Regions from separate parts of the Homo sapiens genome. Here region 1 is linked to region 2. Evidence: chromatin loops called from intact Hi-C (ENCODE). Cell type or tissue: endothelial cell of umbilical vein. All regions are shown on one strand. Links, peaks and the distances in the headings refer to the core of each region. The heading gives the core; the rest is flanking DNA. Region 1 has its middle 19 kb from the start of BBS10. Region 2 has its middle 33 kb from the start of LNCOG.

Evidence for each region. Peaks named below come from ENCODE experiments on the same cell type or tissue, not always from the same donor. Only the 100,000 strongest peaks of a DNase experiment are listed, where the experiment ranks them.
Region 1: it touches region 2 in a loop (2.9-fold over the local background); 1 of 110 quality-filtered maps calls a loop at or near these places.

The regions. Positions count from the first base shown.
Region 1 is chr12:76,326,896-76,331,298 of GRCh38, reverse strand. No RefSeq gene overlaps it. Among named protein-coding and RNA genes, the nearest start is that of BBS10, 19 kb to the left of the region's middle. In endothelial cell of umbilical vein, for the core only: no CTCF peak of the experiment used is centred there; a DNase peak (open chromatin) is centred at 1,898; H3K27ac peaks cover 1,167 bases.
Region 2 is chr12:76,224,345-76,228,747 of GRCh38, reverse strand. No RefSeq gene overlaps it. Among named protein-coding and RNA genes, the nearest start is that of LNCOG, 33 kb to the left of the region's middle. In endothelial cell of umbilical vein, for the core only: no CTCF peak of the experiment used is centred there; a DNase peak (open chromatin) is centred at 2,077; H3K27ac peaks cover 1,463 bases.

The sequences.
Region 1 (4,403 bases), core at 256-4,255, 100 kb before region 2:
CTCCGTTGTGTATGTATACCACATTTCTCTTCATTCATTCATGTATTGATGTACACTTAGGTGGATTCCGAATCCCGGCGATTGTGAATAGTGCTGCAGTAAACATGGAAGTGCTGCTATCCCCTCAACATGTTGATTTCATTTCCTTTGCATATGTACCCAGTAGTGGGATTACTGAAACATGGTAGTTCTATTTTTAATTTTTTGAAACATCTCCACACTGTTTTTCATAATGGCTGTACTAATCTACATTCCCACCAATTGTGTACAAAAGTTGTCTTTTTTTCCATATTCTTGTCAATGCTTGTTAACGTTTGTCTTTTTGATAGTAGCCATTCTAACAGGTGAGAAGTGATATATCCTTATAGTTTTAATTTGCATTTCCTTGATGATTAGTGATGTGCAGCACTTTTAGATATACCTGTTAGCCACTTGTATGGAAGACCCCCTACCCCTCTCTTTGGGCAGGCAGCTTCAGGAGAGGTTCAGGAGCAAGGGAGCACAAAATCAAGCCTAGCAGCCAACAAGGTGACAGACATCATAGCCCAATCACCTTCATGTTCTCATTAAAAGATTTGGGACTTTTACCTAACAAATTCAGTTGCTTAAAAACTGAGCCAGACATTAATATGTCACAGTGTTGGGGCATAGCACTTCTATAGGGCTTGGAAGTTGGAAAATCTGTTTTCTTGTATTTCTCCTGCTTTCACTAATTATAAGCAAATTTATCAAGCACAATTTTATGCAATTCCCTTTGCCAGAAGCTGTGGGGGATGAAAAGATACGTAAGACACAGTTCTTGACTTCAATAAGCTTGTGATTTCATAGGGAGAAAGCCTCACACCATGAAAAGATTAACCAAAAATACATAGCGGTATGTAAAGGTTGAATGGGGGAGTGCTGATTAAATGCAGCTTTTATCATGTGAGGTGAGAGCTTACTGTGGGCAATAAAGGACAGAGAAAGCTTATCAAAGGAAAGTAAACTTGAGTCGGAATTTGAAGGAAAGGATGTAAAGGAATAAGCCAGACATGAAAGTAAGCTAGAGGGGAAATTTCAAGAGAGAGAAATAATGTAAATAAAGATGCTAAGGGATCAATACACAAAGGACATTTAATTGGGATTGCCTCATGGCGCAGAGTCTGAGAAAATATATTCAAAGAAACAGTCCAGCAATTAAAAGTAATTCAAATCTTTGCTGGAATCTTTCAAAGGCTGTCCACAGGGATCTATCCAATTGGTAATCCCAAGCATAATTTCCTATAATATCCTTTTCTACATTTCTTGAGGTCTAATATCTCTCACATATTGCAGCTATAACTAGACCAAGGGTTGGCGAATTTTTTCTGTAAAGAACCAGATAGTAAATATTTTAGTCTTTGCGGGCCGGATAGGATCTGTTGTAATTATTTCACTCTGCAGCTGTAGCCACAAAAGCAGCCATAGACAATATGTTAATGATGGATATGGCTGTGTTTCAATAAAACTTTATTAGCAATAATAGGTGGCAGGCTGCATTTGGCCCGCAGGCCATAGTTTGCATATCCCCGAACAAGACTTATTTCCAATACCCCCAGCAAAGTCAACCTCTCCTCACAACCTAAGTTCTCCTTTTCTTTTTTATCCTTCCCCTGTCCTTTTTCTTGTCTCTCACAGTTAAATTTTATTCCCTATGATGCCAGTTCCTGTTTTTCATTAAGAATCAGGATCAATGGGTAGAGAAAAACAGAATAGGAATCATGACATACCAGGGAAATATTGACCATTTCTAACAAGGAAGAGTGAGTCAACCCAAGGAATATTTTAAGAAAATTAACCTGGCAGCACTGTGTGGGATGGATTTTAGTGGGTATTAGCAGGAAGCAAAGAGACCTATTAAGAGGTTATGGCAAAGAACTGATGCAATAGATGTGGAGTATAAACTAGAATGTCAGATAGGAATGGGAAGAAGGGATGGGCGTGGGACAAAGTGTGACTCAAAGATTAGCTGGAATTGACACTGATTAGATGCAGGGGAAGGAGTCAAAGTCAGTAAGTGGAGGATTCCTGAGATACAAAAGCTGAGTCAGTAGGAAAATATTTGAATCATTTTTGTCTAATTTTTGAGTTCTTCTTTTTGACCCGCAAATGTTAGTGTTCCTCAGGTTTCTTTAGCTTTCTCTTCTCTTCTCTCCTCTTCTCTTCTTCTCTTCTTCTCCTCTTTTCACTTAATAAAATTTTCCTGGGTAGCAGGATTTAAATTCTTGGCTTTGACTATGACTGCTCAGCTGATAATTTCCAAATCTGTTATCTCTAGCCCAAATGTCTCTGGTGAGCTGCAGACCTATTTATTCAACTCCCTAGTTGGTGTTTCCAGGAAACAGGAAGACCCCAAGGCCCCTCAACTCAGGGTCCAGTTGACTTTTGATTTTATACTACTTTCAAGCAAATAAGTTAGCCTGTTACTATTTTATGGATGCAGACAGAAGAAACTGAGTCAGAGACAAAGGTCCTTTTTACTCACAGCACAGCAAGCAGCATGAGCATTAGCATGCTGGCATCAATTACCCTTGCACCCCAAATCCCATGAAGATGAATTGGGGGGCCCGATGGAGGCCTGCACATGCAGTTGATTGTGTTACAAGAAAGGACAGGAAGCTTGAGGAACCTACTATTTTATAGCAGGCAATGAGCAAGCTTGCTGCCTGTTCTGGAAGGAGTCCTTCAAGGTTGCTCACTGCAAAAAGAAGGCTGAGATATGGCCCAGGTAAAGAGTGGTCAAGGCCAGCTGGGCACAGTGGCTCACGCCTGTAATCCCAGCACTTTGGGAGGCCAAGGCAGGCGGATCATTTGAGGTCAGGAGTTTGAGCCCAGACTGGCCAACATGGTGAAACCCCATCTCTATTAAAAATGCAAAAATTAGCCAGGCATGGGGGCGGGCAACTGTAATCCCAGCTTCTCAGGAGGCTGAGGTGCAAGAATCACTTGAACACAGAGGGCGGATGTTGCAGTGAGCTGAGATCGTACCACTGCACTCCAGCCTGTGTGGCAGAGTGAGACCCTGCCTCAAAAATGAAACAAAAGAGTTGTCAAGGCCTTACATTCTTAGCATATTCAGATGTAAAGGATCACAAGAGACCCATGGAAGATTGTTCCAACACTCAGCATGTCCAAAACTGAATTCACCAGCTTCTTCCTTCAACCTGCTCTTCTATTTCCACACTTGGAAAAGGGCGCCATCTCCTATTGTAATCACTCAAACCCCAAATTAGCAGTTATCTCAGGGTCCTCCCTATCACTTTATTTGTTTCCTGTGACTGCTTAACAAATCAGGCCAGGCATGATGGCACATGCCTGTAATTTCAGCTATGTGGGAGGCTGAGGCAGGAGAATTGCTTGAGCCCAGGAGTTCAAGACCACCCTGGGCAACATAGTGAGACCCCATCACCTGCCAAAAAAATGAAAAAGCAAATGATCACAAACTGGATGGCTTAAAACAACATAAACTTATTCTCTCACAGTTCTGAAGGCCAGAAATCTCACTGAAGGCATTGGAGGGCTGTTCTCCCTCAGAAGGCTCTTGAGGAAAATCTGTTTCTTACCTCTCCCAGCTTCTGGGAGCTCCAGGAGCAGCTTAGTTTGTCGTCATATCATGTCCAGCTCTGTCTCTATGGTGACATTGCCTCGTCCTCCTCTCCTGTCAAATCTCCCTTGACCTCACCCTTATGAGGATGCTTATCACTGGATTTAGAGCCTACCTGGATAATCCAGGCTAAGATCATCCTCTCAAAAATCCTTAATTTAATCACATGTTTTGCCATATAAGGTAATAATCACAGGTTCTAAAGATTCGGGTGTGGACATATTTTTGGGGGCCACCCTTCAGTTGACTGCAGCCACCAAGTTCTCTAAACTCTCTGGCATAGTCATTTTTAATGCAATAAATATCCATTGAATTTAGGAGTTAGCTGCATAGAGATAATAGTTAAAGCTATGAAAATAGATGAGTCTCACTTCAGGAAGGAGAAAAGAAGGAACTATTCTTTATGGAGCTTGGAGCTTGGTGTTCTTATATAATTTTTTTTTTTTTTTTTTGAGACGGAGTCTAGCTCTGTTGCCCAGGCTGGAGTGGAGTGACGTGATCTCGGCTCTCTGCACCTCCGCCTCCTGGGTTTAAGCGATTCTCCTGCCCCAGCCTCCTAAGTAGCTGGGACACAGCCACGCACCACCATGCCTAGCTAATTTTTGTATTTTTAGTAGAGACGGGGTTTCACCATGTTGGTCAGGCTGGTCTCGAACTCCTGACCTCATGATGCGCCCACCTTGGCCTCCCAAAGTGCTAGGATTACAGGTGTGAGCCACTGCGCCTGACCCTCTTATAAATTTTTTAAAAAATAATCACGACCAGGCGAGGTGGCTCATGC
Region 2 (4,403 bases), core at 195-4,194:
AAAACCTGTTAGAATAAACAAAATCAGTAAAGTTACAGGATACAAAATCAACATACAGAAAGTAGTTGCATTTCTGTACACTAACCAGAGCTATTCAAAAAAGAAATTAAGAAAACAATCCCCAGGCCTATAATCCCAGCACTTTGGAAGGCTGAAGTGGGAGGATTGCTTGAGTCTGGGAGTTCAAGACCAGCCTGGGCAACATAGTAAAACCCTCATCTCTACAAAAAATAAAAATAAATTTGCTGGGCATGGTGGTGCACACCTGTAGTCCCATCTACTCAGGAAGCTGAGGAGGGAAGATTGCCTGAACCTGGGAGGTTCAGGCTGCAGCGAACCATGTTTGTGCCACTACACTCTAGCCTGGGCAACAGAGAGAGACCCTGCCTGTAGTCCCAGCTAATTGGAAGGCTGAGGCAAAAAGATTACTTGAGGCTAGGAGTTCAAGGCTGCAGTGAGCTATGATCACACCACTACACTCTAGCCTGGGTGACAGAACAAGACTGTCTCAAGACAAAATCCAACCAACCAAACAAAACCATTTAGAAATAAATTTAACCAAAATGAAAGACAGTACACTGAAAACTATAAAATATGTATGAAAATGAAGAAGACATAAATAAATGAAAGACTATTCCATGATCATGGATTGGAAAAATTAATATTGTTAAAAAATCCATTCTACCTAAAATAATACAGATTCAATCCAATCTCTATAAAAATTCTAATGGCATTTTCCAAAGAAATATAAAAAACAATCCTAAAATTCATAGTCAAAGGAATTTTGAGGAAGAAGAATGAAGCAAGAGACATTACAGCACCTGATTTCAAAATAGACTACAAGGCTATAGCAATCAAAATAGTATGGTACTGGAATAAAAACAGACACCCAGACCAATGAAACAGAATAAAAAGCCCAGAAGTAAATCCATATATTTGTGGTCAATTGATCTTTGACGAAGGTGCCAAGAACACACAATGGGGTAAAGAGAGCTTCTTCAATAAATGATCATGGGAAAACTGAATATCTACATGCAGAAAAATAAAATTGAACACTTATCTCACACCACATGCAAAAATTAACTCAAAATATATTAAAGAGTTAAACATAAGACCTGAAACGGTAAAACCACTAGAAGAAAACATGAGTGGAAAGCTGACACTGGTTTGGACAATGATATGAACAAAAGCATATGAATATTGGTTTGGACAATGATATGAACAAAACCATACAGATATGACCTCAAAATCCTAGACAACAAAAATAGGTAAATTTACCTATTTTTAGGTAAATGAAATTGCATCAAACTTAGAAGCTTCTGCACAGCAAAGGAAGCAATCAACAGAAAATAGAGATAACCTATGAAATAGGAGAAAATATTTGCAAACCCTATATCTGATAATGGGCTAATATCCAAAATATATAAGGCATTCAAACAACTCCACAAGCAAGAAAACAAATGACTAGTTTAAAAAATGGGCAAAAGACCTGAATAGGGATTTCTCCAAAGAAGACATACAAATAGCCAAGGGGAATATGAAAAACTGCTCATCATCACTAATCATCAGGAGAATGCAAATCGAAACCACAATGAGATATTACCTCACACCTGTTAGAATGGCTATTATCAAATAACAAGTGTTGGCAAGGATGTGAAGAAAAGGGAATACTTGTATACAGTTAGTGGAAATGTAAACTGGTATAGCTATTATAGAAAATAGTACAGGAGTTCCTCAAAAAAATTAAAATAGAATTACCATATGAGCTAGCAATCTCACTTCTGGGTACATATCCAAAGGAAATGAAATCAGTGTGTTGAAGAGATATCTGCACTTCTATGTTTATTGCAGCATTATTTACAATAACCAAGATTTGAAATCAAGCTAAGCATCCATCTGTGAATGAATGAAGAAAATGTGGCATATATATATGTGTGTGTGTGTGTGTGTGTGTGTGTGTGTGTGTGTGTGTGTGTGTATAATACAATGAAATATGAGTCAGCCTTAAAAAGGAAGGAAATCCTGTCATTTAGGACAACATGGGTGAATGTGGAGGACATTTCGTTAAGTGAAATAAACCAGGCACAGAAAGAAAAATAAATACTGCGTAATCTCACTTATATATGGAATCTAAAAATATCAAACTTACAAAAGCAGAGCAGAATGGTGGTTGCCAGGCACTGAGGGATGGGGAAATGGGGAGATGCTGGTGAAAGAGTACAGAGTTTCAGCTCTAAGATGAGTAAGTTCTGGAGTTCTAATGTACAGCATGATGACTATGGCAAATAATATTGCATTGTATGCTTTTTTTTTTAGACAGGGTCCTGCTCTGTCGCTCAGGCTATAGCGCAGTGGTGCCATCACAGCTCGCTGCAGCTATGACCACCCCGGCTCAGGCGATCCTCCTACCTCAGCCTCCTGAGTAGCTAGGACTACAGACATGCCACGTGGCTAATTTTTGTAGAGAGAGGATTTCATCATGTTGCCCAGCTGGTTTGGAACTCCTGGGCTCAAGGGACCCACCTGCCTTGGCCTCCCAAAGTGCTAGAATTACAGGCGTGAGCCACCACGCCCTCAAGAGTAGATCTTAAGTGTTCTCACCACACACACACACACACACACACACACACACACACACAATGTGAGGTAATTAGCTTGATTGTGGTACTCATTTACAATATATACATATATCAAAATATTACACTGTATGCTTAAATATATACAATTTTTATTTGTCAATTATACCTCAATAAACCTGGAAAAAAATTGAAAGAATACGTTCAACAAAAATCCATATCACTTCACCTAAATCCAGTACTGCCCCACACTTTACAGATCTCCTTTGCTTGTCCTCAGCCTTGCCCATCCCCAAGGGCTGGGGAATATTCTGGCTGACGGGCATGTCCATCTGGGGCCTATCTCCCACCTCTCCTTATTATTTTTATTTCATGATTCAGATATCCTAGAGTACAGAATCCCTGCTACTTTCATCTTTTTGGAGTCTGCTTACTTGAGGTTAGACCATATTCACTATGCACACTCCTAGACCAAAAGGTGGCCAAGGACCAACTGTGGGAGTGGGAGTGGGAGTGGATAACTGTAGCATGGATGGTGTTTGAACATATGAACTGGGGTGTCCACACATATGTGCAGGATGGACCGAGGGCTAGGAGGAGAAGGGAAACCCAGCTCCTGGCCAGATGACTGGAGGCTGGCTCTCCTTGCATTGCTGTGTGCTAGCATAAATCTTATAGGAGTTTGCAAATTTTAAATGTGATCTTGGCTTCTAAGTTATTATGAAGATATGCGGTCAAAGTAACAGTTAGTACATCTTTTTTTATTTTGTTAACTTGCCTTATAAAACTTTAAGTATTTAGGCACGTGGCTGAATAGTCTTCATTTGCATTTGTGTCCCAACCATGGCAAGAGTTAGGACAGGATGGCTTGGATACGCTAATTGCATACAATAATTGTCAGCATTTGCCACATTTGCTTTCTCTCTCTGTCTGTCTGTCTATCTGTCTATCTACGTCCTATCTGCCTGTGCAGCAATGTGCCTCTTTTTAAAGCTGAGCCTAGCCAGGTGCAGTGGCTCATGCCTATAATCTCAACACTGTGGGGACCCAAGGTGGGAGGATCACTTGAGCCTAGGAGTTGGAGACCAACCTAGGCAACATAGTGAGACCTTGTCTCCACAAAAAATTGAAAAATTAGCTGGGTGTGGTGGCACACATCTGTGGTCCCAGCTACTCAGGAGGCTGAGGCAGGAGGATCACTTGAGTTTGGGAGGTCTAGGCTGCAGTGAGCCATGGTTGGGCCACTGCACTCCAGCCTGAGTGACAGAGCGAGACCCTGTCTCTAAGTAAATAAATAAATAAAACTGAGCCACTTGAAAGTGTATTGCAGACATCATGAGACTCCATCTCCAAGTACTTCACCATTGTTTTCTAAGAGAAAGGACATTCTTTTTTATAATCACTATTCTATTATCACACCAAAGAAGTTTTACGTTAACATAATAAAATTATCTAATATCTACCCAATGTTCAAATCTTCTCCATTGTCTTTAAAATGCCCTGTTGAGGTTTTTTTTTTTGTGTTCTGTTTTTTAAATCTAGGATCCAATCAAGAATAACTACCACATTTGTTTTTTGTGTTGTATATAATAGTAATGACATTAGGAAATCACCAAAAAAGCATTTATCTTAAGTAGAGGTCAGGTCAGATAGCTTAGTGTAATTGGTGAAGATGTTAATACACTAAATATATTATATTGAAATAGAATGCAATGTCTTCAACATTTTAAGAGATGAGGGAAAATAAATGCCAACCACCTTCAAGCTTCATTTTATACTTTTTTCCCTCCATATTGTTATTCCTAAATGATATGTATCTGCTTTTCT